2 separate regions of the Mus musculus genome follow, and region 2 is linked to region 1. Evidence: chromatin loops called from intact Hi-C (ENCODE). Cell type or tissue: heart. All regions are shown on one strand. Each heading gives the region's core, and the rest is flanking DNA. Links, peaks and the distances in the headings are about the cores only.

Region 1 (7,410 bases), core at 1,366-6,365:
ATGTTCAAAGTAAATCCGAAGTACTATCCATAAGAATAGCAGCCACCAAAGTACTACTGTACACAGTGATCCCCTCTCTGTGACGTCTTCCCAGAGCGCCAGCTACTCCCCTGTCCATCAGCCAGGGCCCTGGCACTACCCTTACTATTTAACATCTCGAAAACAGTGTCACTGCTATAGTTAGATAGGGAACTCCCCGAGGATGGTGTCAATCATCATCTTACCACCTGGTACCCAGGAAAACCCAGCAAACGTGGCTGACTGATGTATTACAGTGAGCTTGCTCCTCTTAGCTCACGTTCACACAAACCCAAGGGGACATGATAAACACCAGCTTTACTTCTCCCAGTCTGCTCTTCTCCTCCGCCTTCTGCAGCGAGGCAAACACAAGGCCCAGGTCACACAAAACCCAGGGGAGCGGCACTTTTAGTTGTGACTTGGATCTGCTTTAGATGAGTTGCACATTGGGGAACTTCTAGAATCAAGAGCAGCTCAGTGGGCTGGAAAGATGGCTTAGCCGAAAAATATAAGAGCAGCCCAGTTTTACCTTATAAGCAACCCCAGAGAGACAAAACTCCAACATGCTCAAGCTGATGTCACACAAGTTGCAGCTTAAGGTAAGGCTTTTACCTTTCAAGAGGTCCACTCCGCTTTGTCTTCTACATTGGGGCGGGGAGGAGCTTACAGGGAAGGAGAACTGTCACCTCACCACACAGGAATGGTTAGGTCAATGTGAAGTGACACCAGTTAGTCTCACATCCAAGTCCTAAGATGACAAGAAGAAAGGGAAAGTTCATATGCAAATTCACACCAACTCCAAGGAAAACTCCCCACTCCCCACTGCTGTGGCCGAATGGAGGGCACCTGGGGGAAGAAAGAAATGAGTCAAAAATGGGAAAAGGAGGCAACCCCCTTAAAACTTCAAGTACAAGTCAGAGAAAAGGGATAGGAAACCTAGGGAACTACATATGTAATGGGAACTTGGAAAAACCAAAACAAACAAAAGCATCCTTTGAGGTCTTGTTTTTACCCTTGTGTACAACCAGGAACGGCCAGCACAGGGTGCAAAATGACTTTTGGTTTTTCATGTGGTCTCTTCGTCCGTTCTTAGCATAATGAAGCTACTTAAAAATATCACAAAGCCCAAAGTGTAAGCAGCCTTAAGTTAACTTTCAAAAATCAGACTTGGGTAGCTCTTAACTCCATGATTCACAGCTCCCAAGGAATCAAGGAGAGGTGGCTTGAAGCCTTCAGGGGATAACACAGACCAGCATTTTGACTAATCTCTAAGTAACGTAGTTAGTGCAGCCTTCAACAGTGGGCGTAGCATCGGCAATAGTGGGACTGTGCCGCCAGCAGCACCACATCACATTAGTTAAAGACTCGATAATGTAATGACACATGTTCTTCCCTCGTCACTGCTTCAAAACCAGTCTCCTTAGACATGATTCTGTGTGTGACAAAGAGGCACACATTACCACGCTACCATGAACGTTTTGACAGCTCATCTGTACTTCTATGTTTTACATCTTGTGAATTTAGGAAACATTCTCAGATGGGACGCTGTATTGTTTTATTGCAGAGTACTGGGACAGAAAAACACTAAGAACCCCAGAGTAAGAACAAGAAAAGCGTCCAGAGACTTTGCTATCACATTAGTTGAAGCGGAGAGCAGAGAATAGGACCACCCACACTATCCCATGGCCGAAGAGGACTGACTAGGTAGGAAACCAAGAACTATGCCTTAGGCCACACAACACAGGGTGCCTGCAGTCTAGGCCAGCATCTACCTTCTCATACTCTGGGCTGACTTATGCTCAGTATTTACAATTACCATCAAACTCACTGTCCTCTCAGTAAACACTAATCTTTCAAAATGAATAGAAAACCCTAAATTCGGACAACAAAACAAGTGTACAGAACTCCCCTTTTTGTTCTTTAACCATATTACTGTGATTGTAAGAAAGTTGAATTTGGTCTGCTAGTGAGATAGCAGTAGGATTTTTAAAAAGTTATACTACATAATCACTCATCCTCAGAGGCCGTTCAAAGAACTTTCTGGACAGGCATTAACTGGCTAGACTGGAAGGCAGCTACGAGTGGCTGGAGCAGGCAGTCGCCACTCCATAAGCAGCCACACCAGGAAACACCAGAGATTTGTTCAAAGTAAGTCATCCAGAGAGCTACATCTTGATTCCAAGTTCAAGGCTTTTCACCACTGTGCCAGGTCACCATGATCCAATATTCAGCTGGTTACAATGCTTGCGAAATCACTGGGTCTTTCCCCCCCTAGCATTTTCTTTCCTTTTGAGTTTACAGCAGCAGGTATTTCTGAAGGCCACGGGGAAATAACCCATAGAAGAAATTCCATATATATAAGGGTTTTTTTGTTTTGGTTTGGTTTTTGTTTTGGCTTGTGCTGGCTAACTGGAATCAAGAACAAAACATTCCTTTTGCTCAAGAGCCAGTTCCATGATACTTGTTCTATAAATAGAAAACTATACAGAAACTGTGCTTCCATCTTTAGGCCAATGACTTTCCCATCCAACTATCATCTATGTTGAAATTATTATATCCAGCAACTGATTACAAAGACTTTCAAGGCTCAATATCCAACTTCTAGGTCATAAAGCTATCAAATGTCATATACACACTCATACATTCCTCAAAGCATGTTTGCAACACCGGAACTAAGAGACCCTCTTCTTAGTCCATCCCTGTCAATAGTATAGGCCTTTTCAAGAGAAGAGAGAAGACTTTGTTACTGGTCCCCAGGACCATCAGATTTGCACACAAACACTTCTTCATGATAAACTCCCTGGTGACTAGTGTCCAGTCAAAAACTTTCAAACCAACCAGACTTAAAAGCCTCCAAGTCACAGGTTCTAAACAAGTCTTACCTCCCAACATCTTGACTATTTCACTACCTACTCCTCACCTCCTGTAACTAATTCATCACTGTGTTCCCTACACAAGAGCCCAGGTCTCTGTCGCCAAAATAACCATTTAATTCCACAGTTTATCAAACGCTAACAAATGCACCATCAAATTGACTTTTTACATGGCCGCTGACGTCACTGTCAGGGGGTGACTTGTTCTTGCTTTAACTAAAGTGTAACTCTGTATCCACTGCATCCTGCCTTGGATTATGTCCACAGAGGCATATTTGCATCCATTTCACTACCCTACCTAATGACTTTGACTCCAATCTTGGCCTCAGAATAACTCTTTTAACATTTAAAAAAACGCCCTTCCTTACCTCCAGCAGACTAAGGCTCTTGGGGGACAGATTTCAAGCTTTCTTTCTCATCCTTGGCAGCTTTAACATAACGTTCCCAGCAGTACTACTACAGGCCGTGGTCCTTCCCTCTGGACTAACCACCAACTCTGCGACTTGTTTTCCTTAGGATAACTCCATTTCACCAAGCTCACCCAACACTTACCAGTGACATCTTAATAGTCTTTGCAACTTTCAAAGGCCAGCCAGCCTCTAGGGTTCCAATTTGAAAACCACTGGTGTGTTCTACGACCCTCACAATGACTCAGTGACCTAACTCATTCGTCGCCAACTCACCTGCTGGAACCCTTTACAACTCAAGACATTCCTCTAGGCTTTCACCTCCCCCAACCCTTCAACAAGTCACTGGCCTGCGGAGTCCCCTTTCTCCCCTCTACGCATCTCCCGGGTCTTACAAACTCAACCCGAAATTCCTAATTTCGCGCGCTCTTTCCTCTCCATCGCCCCTCCATCCCAAGACCCCGAGACGGTCATCTCCCCTCAGGTAACCTCTCCAAGCACAGCTTTGGGACACAACCTCTAAAACCCCGAGAGATGCCCCGGTCTCTCCCATAGCTCCCGAGGCTCCCCCGCCTCCCCCAACAGGTTCCTCCAGACTCAACTCGCCAAGCCAGCGCCCCGACCCCCGGAGGCCCCCCGGCCACACGCGCACGCGGACCCGGCCCCCGCCGCGCCGGCCCGCCCCTCCCCCTCCCCGGGGCCACTTACCCCGGGCCGGAGAGGGGGAGGGGCGAGCGCGGGCGGGAGCTGCGGTCCCCGGCTGCTCTCAGCCCCGGGGGGCCGGGGCCCGGACCAGCGGCAGCAGCAGCGCAGCGTCTCCCCCCGGCGGCGGCAGCGGCGGCGGCGGCGCCGTCCCACTCCCGCAGGCACACATAGGCTCCATTGTCCGCCGGTGCCTCCCCCTTTCCGGCTCCCCCTCCCAGGCCCGCCCCTTCCCCCTCCCCTCGACCCTCCCCCAGCCGCACCGTGCCACGAAAGGTACCGCGGGCCCCGCCTCGGACGCGAGCGGAGGCGCGCCCCTCCCCCGGCCCGCCCGGCGGGGAATGGGGCCCTGGCCCCGCCGCCGCCAGGGCCCGCCCCCTCCGGGGGAATGGCACCCGTCCCCCTCCCCGAAGGCGATCGATGGTACCAGCCCGCCGCGGCCTCCGCCCCCTCCCGCGCCTGGCTCAAGAGAAGCCGCCCGCGCCCCGCCCACCCACGGCCCCGCCCCGACGGCACCGCCTTCTGCTTTGCATGACCCCTCCCATCCAACCCCGCCCCGGCTAGTCACCGGGTCCCCCCGCGGTGACGCCCACTCCCCGGTTTAAAGCCACAGAACCCTCTTTTTCAACTAAAAGATCCTCCTGCAGGACCCACGGGGCGGGTGGTGCGGCGGGGAGGTTCTCTTCCTTCCTCACCCTCCTCCCGGCGCTCATTCACCCAGACTCCCCATGGCCTCCAGCAGTACTGGAGCCACCGAAGGGGATTAGAAAAGGCGCGGGAGGGGGAAGGGCAGAGTGGAATTTAGCCATCTTTGACAGAAACTAACTGGGAGCTGCAGAAGGAACCGATCTTCCTTCACTCGCCCGCCGTTCAGGGTCGGGCCTAGTCTTCAGTCTTCATGCCACCTCCTCGCACCTCTCCACTGCGATTCCGCCTTGCTTCCCCCAGCCCACCCATCCGCCCCTAGGTGTCCACTCTACCTTTGCCCGTGAGGGCTTTCTTCCCTCTGGAAAGCTGGTCCCCTCGGCTTGCACTCTTCTCCCTCTTCCCAGAACAGACTCTCTGGGGTCCTGCTGGCGCTGTGGCTAGAGCAAGGTCTCCTTCACCTCGGGCCCTGCCCCGCCCCGCCCTGCCTGGCCAGCACTACCTATGGTTTCCAGAGAGCACCTTCTGCCCCGGCCTCCAGGTCTTCTCCCAACCACAGTATCACTCACTTAATTTTATTTTTTGGAAGAGCTTTGATGTTGAGAATTCGAGGGCGACGCGTTCAGCACTACCCCTGTGAAGTTAGATGTTAGCTCATTAGGTAGCACTTTTTCACATCTTGGTTAATGCGCCTTGCTCAGATTCCTGTTATCCTTATTTTGTGGGGCCGTGTTACTGCCTTGACCAGCCATCGTTACTGTCTGCCCTCCCCACAAAACCCTACTAATCTTCGAGTTTGTACTTTGCGGAGTTGATCTTAAGGATTCTCCTGCAACTCTGTGCACTGGTCCAAAGCGTTTCTAACAGTTAAGTGGATTCTGTGTACCTGAGAATGTACAGTCTCCCCGAAGATGGAAGCAAGCAACATAGCCAAAAGACCTACATGGGTTTAACCAGGACAGCCACTACTGCCTCCGCTTTTCTCTATATAAAATAGGGAACCTTCCTGTGGTACCCTTTTAAGGAGCAGTGCTGTCGTAAAGGATGGTATATAATAGAACGCTAAATAATAAAGTTCACTCACTACTTTCCAATCTTCGCAAAACTCACAACTGGCCATATGGGTTTCCATACAGTTTCTCCCTGGCTTAGAATCTGAACAACTGTGGCAAGATATTTTCTCTTTGAGACTGAGTTTATAAGTTTAAAAGAGAGTCAGGTAGGTCTAAATGATATAAACCTGAGAGCAAATTGAGTCCACGTAAGAAATAAAGTTGAAGGGTTTGGGGGTAGGGAGCTGTCAACTTTTGGCTTTAGAAATTAGATTCCACATAGCTACGAACCTCTCTAAAAGAGAAAAGATCACGTGTGACTATGAGAAAAGACAATCAAACTAGAAGTATGTAAGAGTATTTGGGATTGCTAATGTAAGGGAAGGGTCTTGACTCATATAGATTGGATTCCTCTAAAAGAAAACCACTGCCAAAATACTTCTGTCCTCATTAGGATTTCTGTTGCTGTGATGAAACATCATGACCAAAAGTAAGTTGGGGAGGAAAGGGCTTATTTGGTTTACACTTCCACATTGTAGACCATCACTGAAGGAGGTCAGGACAGGAACTCAAACAGGGCAGGAACCTGAAGGCAGGAGCCGATACAGTAACTTCCAGGTATGCTGCTTACTGCCTTGCCTCCCATGGCTTGCTCAGCCTGCTTTCTTATAGACCCCAGGACCACCAGACCAGGGATGGCACCAGCCATAATGGGCTGGGCTCTCTCCAGTCAACCATTAATTAAGAAATGCCTTACAGCTGAATCTTATGGAGGCATTTTCTCAATTGAGTTCTTCCTTTAAGATAACTCTAGCTGTGTCAAGTTGACATAATACCAGCCAGCATGACTCGGGTATTCCAGATCAGGTCACTGCTGGACAACAAGCTAAAGGGCAGACTGTGACAATAATGTACCTAAAGGGTAGACTGTGACAATAATGTACTTAAAGCAAAACAAACAAACAAATAAAAAAAGCCAAAAAACCCAAAAAACAAAAAACAAAACAAAACAAAAACCTGTCTTTGCTAGGCATTAAACTCTCTTGTAACCATGTGTTAAAGTTCAAAAATGATTTACTGAATTGGAAGGAAAATGAAGACAAGGATCACACACGCACAACTCCAGGCTACAAGCAACCGCAACAAGACCTTAAGCACGCTAAGAAAAAAAAAAAAAATCAGGAAATGTAAAGGTTAGCAGCTCCACAGTAATGTTAGTTTAGCTATATTACACACAGGACAGAAATGCGTTTTAAAATATCATATATTCTGCTCAATAGTTTCTTTCACTGGAGTATTTGCTCTCTGAGTTTTCTAACGTCCACACATCTGCTCTCGCTGGACAAAAGCCTGCCTTTGGTGTCGAAGGGCCTGACAGACTGTGCATGTATAAACACGAGTGGAGAGCGGAGAGATCCTTCTGAAAGCATCTTGTAAACAGAAGTCTCGTGATGTTTTTGCTACTCCAGCAACTCTGTGAAATCCTTCTTCCTCCAAATGGCAAGACTGCTAAAAATACAGGCTTTTCATAGACTCGATTGGACTCCTTGCACTGAATCTTGCTTCTCATAAGGACCATAAACACATAGTGACCTCGAGGCTGGGATGCTGCAAGTCTGACTTCTTAACTCCTCAACAGACCAGGATTTTCTACCGGGAATCCTATTTCTTTTCTTTTGGTTTTTCCTTTTCTTGTCTTTTTCTTTCTATTTT
Region 2 (7,410 bases), core at 1,163-6,162, 71 kb after region 1:
TGGAAACTTTATATCTTATATGTATGTCTCTTGTAGGGAGAAAACCCACCAATTTCCTTCTGTAAAACTCCATACAAAAACATCATTTGTGACTAATGAGTTTAGGGAGTGCCTTGCACTGGTGTTGGTCTTGCCTATAGTGGGTGGAAGCACTCAATATAAGTGTCTGTAAACAATCCTTTAAAATGTCCTAACAGTCTTCACTTTTATTCTCTTGGATGTAAGGTTGACCTGTATGCCTGCTCTCTGGTTGCCCATTAAATCTTTCTTCCACCCAGATCCTCATTTTATTCACCTTTCAACTCCCTTACTCTCTTTGGGTGACTCTCTCCAGTGCCAACTCAAGCTGCCTCCCACACGTCTAGGGGAGTGTGTCCGGAAGTGACCAAAGACACTGAATCGAGTGCATCCTGCTGAGAGAGAAGGCCTAAGCCACAGGTTCCAAATGCAGACAAGACAAGCTCCTGATTTAGGTTGTTGCTATAACGTGGGCTTGAGCACGTCACTGTGTAACAACGACGGGTGCATTGAAATGACTCTCACTTTGCCCGACACGTGATTTAACCACACACACAATGTGTGTGGGTTCCTGAAATGTAGGCACCTAACCTGTGATTTGTGTGTATGGGTGGTGGTGGTGGGGGGGGGGCATGTCTGTCTTCTCTTTAAACCATTAAGTTAATCTTTAAAAAAGATGAAGCAGGTTGACAGCCCGGAAGACAACATTACCCTGAATACTAGAGAAAGCCGGGAAGATGTTAGGATGAGCGCTGAGTGACTCTTTAGAAGTGACTAGCAGCATGGGTGCGTGTTCTCTCTAAGGCAGGCTATAAAGAGGAAGTGGGGGTACTTCTGACATCACCAAACCAGTAAGAGTTTAATAACCTGGCCCTAAATGGGATTGACTGAACTCACTTTCTTGGTAAGATTTTGCCGTATAGTTAGATAACAGGCTCTGCTGGGAAGGGTGGGGAAGACAGTATTATTGTAATATTGTCTTTGGAGTTCCAAAACAACAGTGAGAATGGTGGAGTTTCCTGCTCCCAAGTCTTTAGTATCAGCCCAGGAACCATGGGAGATGTAAAGGGGACCTCGATGACCACAGTCCTCCAACACCTGTTAGGGCTGACGAAGAGGTTACAGTGAATGGGAATTACCCAGATAATGATTGTTACGTAGACCAGCTCACAACAAGTGTGTAGGGTGCAGGGATGGGGGTGGGCATTTTCTTCAGCTGTTGGGGTTCTTGGGCTCTGTGAGACTGGAACAGGGGACCTCAGTCACGTAGACAAAAACGACAGTTTGGAAGGCCAATAACTTCTACAGTCTTACGCTGCATTGTGATGCCTGCATGCTGTTTAATATGCATTAGCAGTGTTGGAACCACTGGTTTGTGTGATTCTGTGGCTCATGTGGATCATACTAACAAGACCAGACATCGCCCGAGGATGGGCCCCTAACATTTTCCTCCATCCTCAAAAAACAGGGCCTGAAGCAAGTCAACGGTGCAACTGATGCCTCCCGTGTCTGGGCCCTGTTGTGATGTGAACCTGGCACAGGGTGCTGGCTGAACCCAGTGCGTTGAGTGGAACAGGGAAAGGTGCCTGCTCGTGTGTGAGGGCAAGCAGTGACGAGGTTGGAGTGGACGGTGAGACAACCTTCAGAGGGCTTGGGACCCTGTGCTGCAGTCAGCTTCACCAAGCACCCACATCTAAAAACATGACAAGTAACCTTCCGTCTCCCTTCCGGTTCTGAAATGCTAACATTTTAAAAGAGATATCTGGACTCAGAAGCTTGCCAAAGACAAATCATAGGGAACTCTCCAGCCTTCACAGCAGACGATGATTAAGTCTGAGGATGTAAGACGTTAAAATAGAATCAAGAAGTGCTGGGACCTTCCTGCCAGATGGAGGCCCCTAATGCCTTTCCTCCTCTCCCACACCCAGCATCTAGGTTTCCAGGCCTCTGTAGGAAGAGCACACATCCTCTTAGCCAGGGATGGCTCTTTGCCTCCATCTCGGGCTATCACAGACCATCTGAAACATTTGAGTTAGGATAGAAGGGGTCACAGCCACTCAGACCTCCACAGACTTCTTTTTTGAACAAACAGTAAAACAGAGTCACAGAGAACCTAAAACCAGGCAAGCAACAGCCCCCCCCCCCCCAACCCCTCGGGAATTTCAAGAGGGCTGGAACCATGGAAAGGCAGAAGAAATCCACAATTCAAAAACCATAAGCAGACAGACATTTTTTTCCTCTTCCAAACAATCATGTGAACGATGGGTGTTAGATACTGATTTCAGCCTCCCTTCCTCCCAGTTCTTGAGACGCCACTTTAAAAAAAGCAAAAGGTTTTATCCACAAAAACCGCCGGAGAAGAAACCAGCCGTCACATTCTTACCCCTCCACACTGATATTTACTCTCCGATAAATGGCAATTGTAAATAAATCTCATTTAATCTCTAAAAGCCACAATAAAAATCTTTAACCTCCAAGGTAGTTTACAAATGTGCACGCACACCCTGCCAGCGCCAGGAAACACAAGGTCTTGAATAAAGAGCTTTGACGGGAGGCACGGTTTCCCTTTGAGAATCTTATATTGACCTTTAAATACATATATATGTATGATGAAGGAGGAGAAAAGGGAAAACCCAACCCCTCCCACTCTATTCTCTCTACAAATCGGCCAATAAATCTAAGGAAAAGATACAAGAGAAAAGGACAGAAGCCAACAGGTGGAAAGAGGGTTTTTGTTTCATTAGAAATGGGCAGACACTTGATCTGTGCTCGCCTGTCTGTTTGTCTCCCGGTGTCATTAATGATGGTTTTATCGTCATGACGGCGATAATCAGGAATAATGGTCACACTTCCACTTTGTGATTCCACAGCATTGCCAGCCAGAAGATTTCGCCACACAGTTACATAGAGTGGGTTGCTCTGTTTGGCTTCACCCCTGGGAGGCGTGCAACATCCCCAGTCAGCTCTCACAGATTGGGTAAACTGAGGCCCGGAGAACCCAACAACTCCTTTATAGTGTTTCAGAGCAGAGAATTCCCCGAAACTGGAAAAGTTTGTGGATGTCTCCGGGCAGTCCTCTCTCTCTCACCCTTCTGGCCGGCCATGCCGCTCTCTTCCTGCGAGTCTGGGCTGGGTGATCAGGACTGGGGTACCTCCCCTTCACTATGAGACACGCCAGGGCAGTGTGTGGGAGGTCCACACACACACCCAGACCCACAGGCATACTCGCACACACAAAGCGCCATGCAATCTCTGCAGTCACTGAGTAGAGCTCCAGGCAGCCTCGCTCAGCCTGCGAATGCACAGCGCGGGGCTCCCAAGGCCTCCTTGGGCTCCGGGCTGGGGCTTCTCTGAAATAGGGCTCTGCCCCTCTCTTCCTCTCTTCCAGGCTGCTTTCCCTCTCTCTTTTTTTGCCTCCCACCCTCCACCCTCCCATCCTCCTCCCACCCCTCTCCTTCCACCCCTTCTCCCCCCACCAACCCACAGGCACAGATCGTGTTACTGGGGTTCCCTGGAAAGAGGGGCCATCCCCCAGCTCTAAGCGTCTGGCAGAGACTTCAGGGGCACCGCAGCAGCTCCTATCGCAGGACCCAAGCGCTCCTCCTGAGCAGCGCAGGAATGAGACCCCCACTTCCCAGCACCGGCGAGCAAGCTTGCCACAGAAGAAGGAATTGTTAGAGTGCTTACCTTTTTCATGAGCAGAGATTCTGGAGAATCATTGCAGAAACTGGAGGGGAAGTGAACGAAGACAAAAAAGACCCTTTTCCAGCAATCCCTGGCCTCCTGGTATCAAGACACCAGGACAACATCAAAGCAACTTAGGGGGAACACTTTAGGGGCCTATTGTCTGCTCTGGTCTGATCTGTTTTTCTTCTGTCTCCCCCTCTTGCTGCGGTGACACTTGGTACGGCCCAGGCATTCATGCCAAGTAGCTTTCACACATGGAAGCTTGTCTCAAGCAATTGCTGACAAGCCACAAACAAGACATTCTCCCTCCCTTCTCCGCACCCCCCCTCACTCCTCCTCCCCCCTCCACCTTTCCTCCTTCCCTCTTGTCTCCCCTCCTCCTTTCTTCTGAATGCAAACTAAAACTCTCCAGTGACAGGCAGGCTTGCAGGCTTGGCCTAGCTGCGCACGCAGACATACACACTCACTCTCTCACACGCACTCACACTCACACTCGCTCACTCGCACGCACGCCAGCAGCTCGGCTAGTTGCTGCTGCACTGGTGGAGTTAAGAGACAGGAAAAGGCACAGGCTGAGTTGGGGGCAGGGAGAGAAAGAGGGAGAGTAAGATCCGAAGGAGCTGTGCCCTAGCAAAATGGCAGTAGAGAGGTGAGCCCTTTGGAAAGCCAGCAGTGGCCACACACGTGTGCACACATACAGACTCAGAGGCAATCTGGCCTCAGAAGGAGTGGAATAAACGACCCAGAAGGGAAAAAGCCGAAACCCCTGAGCTTGGGCTTAGGGGAGTAGGGAGATGCCGTGGGTGGACCCAGGGCTAATGTTTGTGTGGACCGGGTTAGGTATTTTGTATATATATTTTCTTTCTTTCTTTTTTTTTTTTTCTTTCTACTTCTTCCCCGTTGTTCCCTGAAGGATCTAGTTGTCTTTCACCATGTTACAGAGTGTAGACCCAAGCCACTGATTTTTCAAAAAGAAACGTGGAAATGTGGGAGTCAACCTAACTGTAGGTTCAACTTATGGCCAGATTTTTTTTTTAAGTGAAGCCCCCGACCCCCGACTCCCAACCCCCCACCCCCCGGCCACAACCCAAATCTCAGAGAGCAATAACAAGGAGGAGCGTAGTAACTCGTATAAACTCTGAGAGCTGTGAAGTGTGATGCTGAAGTTACTGATTGCCAGGCTGCTGGAATTTATGGAAGGTGGGCATGAGCTGAGGGGGAGGGGGGGCGGGTGAGCTGTTTTCTAGGAATGAAGGGGAGTGTGGTAGGATAATGAACGGGGCTAGGAGCAAGCAGGAATGTGATTGGTGTGGAGCGAGGAGGTGGGAAGTGGGAGAGAGAGAGAGAGAGAGAGAGAGAGAGAGAGAGAGAGAGAGAGAGAGAGAAGAGTGGCTGAGGCTGCTTTAAAAAAAGGGGGGGGGGGATGGAAGTCCAGACTCTGAGCTATGAACATGAGGAGAACACGAGACAGCAGAGGAAGGCAGGAACTGTGGACCCACAAAGGACGTGAGGACCACGAAGGTTTGTAGACAGCATGAACCCAGGACTGCTGGTGGAGCGAGGGAAGTGGACATGGGTACACACCACTCATATCTCTGGCAAGCCTTGGTGTCTCACAGAGCTAGGCCTACATGGCTGTCCTGGGGAAGAACGGCTCAGCCTCAGCTCTGTTTTTTCATGAAGGTCACTTGGACCCCTTCCCCAGAATCTTCTTCTCCAAAGTGGAAGTGCTGTGGACACAAATGACTACTCCCTTGACAGGCACACAGTAAGGAATAAAGAATGACTTTTCACACGCTTCAACCTAGCTGAATGGCTTGTCCCTGCCTGAACCAGTGACAGAGACATCTGAGCCCTGTCACTCCCTTCCCTTAGCTTGGTCCCTATTATTACTAGTTCTGGGAACTGTATTTTTGGATCCCAATGTACAATCATGATGGTGATAGGAATAATAATTACCTTTATGTTTCTCAACATTTGCCAGAGCATTTATATCACGAAGTAATTTTTATTAAGAGGAACCATTTTCACGTACAGATAGATTTCTTTGTTTTGTTTGAGACAGGATCTCGCTAGGTAGCCCTGGTTAGCCTGGAACTCACTATGCATGTAGACTACGCTGGGCTTAAACTCAAAGAGATCCACCTGCCTTGCCTCCTGTGTATTGGTACACTACATGTGTATTTACACACACACACACACACACACACACACACACACACACACACACCTCACAGCACAGATGGAACTGGATGGCTCAGCACTGGCTACCCTGCCAGAGGACCTGGATTCTTGTTCCCAGCACCTCCATGGCAGCTCATAACTGCCTGTAACTCCAGGTCCAGGGGACCTGATGCCCTCTTGTGGACCCTTTGGGTACATGCATACATATTCATAACTCACCAGACATTATTTTTACATACTCATGTATGTATTCATCTATGCATACATATTCATATACTCCCCACACATTATTATTATACTTTATTTTAAAATAATAAAAATAAATACATTTTAAAATGAGGCTCAGAGCATCTGTGTGGTGCCTGAGAGCAGAATAGAGCAGAAACAGAACTAAAACCGAGCCCTTTGTGACTCCAAAGCCCAGCACCCCCGCCACACTGTGCTCTCTTGCTGGAGGAGCCCTCGGTCTCCAGGGCGCCTCATAATCAGGCATGCCAGACCACCTGGCTGCCCAAACAAGTGCCATGTTTCTTCCTGGGCCATGGGTTTGGATCCTTTCACGTTAGTCCAGGGGAGCGTCTAACCTCTCCCTAACAGGCTACTGAGTCACCCTGTGCTTCTGAGCCGTGGTGACTCACAGCATACAATGAGGCCTCCCGGACAGTAATTGCATAAAGGGTCACCATAACCTTCAGTGACCAGCCACAGACTGCCCTGTAATGGAGAAAGACATTGGAGACCAGGAAAACTGTCTGTCCATTTTTAAACAACAACAACAAAAAATGTTGTTTCAAAAAAATTTTTTAAAAGTAAAAACACCTGCAAAAGTGTGGATGGCGGTAATGACAATAGTAACACACACGAACACACATGCACACACACACACACACACACACACACATACAATATAGATGCATGCACACATATGCATACAATATAAACACATGCACTAATGTGTACACATGTAATACATACACATGAACACACATACACATGTATACACACATATACATATGCATAAACATATAATCACATGACACATGAACACACATGTACATACATAATGCACAGGAGCATACACATATACACAAATTCACACATAGACACACACAGGCATGCATGCACAGATATGAAACAACTCCAGAAGGGATGGACTCTCAGTGCTAGTTTTCTGGATGAAGATGTTGAATGTTCCTAAGTGGACTTCACAGCATCTCTGAGTGCTAAGCACTGTACAAAAGCCAAGGCCCTAGACTCTTGGGAAGGAGAAAAGGCTGCTCGCGCTCCTGTGCTGGTCAGTTGTTCTACTTAGCTTACAGCTCACTTCTTCCAAAGATGCCTTTTTGCCTAATGGGCGTTTGCTACTTTATTTTTCGGTCACCAGAGAGAATTCTCACCAATTACAAATTCATTTGCATAGAAAGCAGTCTTTTTAAAATGCAAATACCTGTGAAGAAAGTAAAGCCAGCAGCCGCTCATACTTCAGTGTGAATTATCTCCTTACTCTACTTTGCTACAAAT

The links. A loop is a pair of places that touch in the nucleus more often than their neighbours do. Peaks named below come from ENCODE experiments on the same cell type or tissue, not always from the same donor. Only the 100,000 strongest peaks of a DNase experiment are listed, where the experiment ranks them.
Region 2: a loop joins it to region 1, with 5 times the contacts of the local background. A loop is called at or near these places in 19 of 42 quality-filtered maps.

The regions. Positions count from the first base shown.
Region 1 is chr3:97,223,212-97,230,621 of GRCm38, forward strand. It overlaps Bcl9 (B cell CLL/lymphoma 9), which reads right to left and starts at 4,153. Exons shown (of 10, transcript NM_029933.4): 1 at 4,007-4,153; 2 at 631-766. In heart, for the core only: a CTCF peak has its summit at 4,121; a DNase peak (open chromatin) is centred at 4,500; H3K4me3 peaks cover 3,547 bases; H3K27ac peaks cover 2,706 bases.
Region 2 is chr3:97,294,052-97,301,461 of GRCm38, forward strand. It overlaps a transcript of Bcl9 not described here. Among named protein-coding and RNA genes, the nearest start is that of Gm40101, 33 kb to the right of the region's middle. In heart, for the core only: a CTCF peak has its summit at 6,080 (motif pointing left); DNase peaks (open chromatin) are centred at 3,220, 3,630 and 4,070; H3K4me3 peaks cover 3,996 bases; H3K27ac peaks cover 4,341 bases.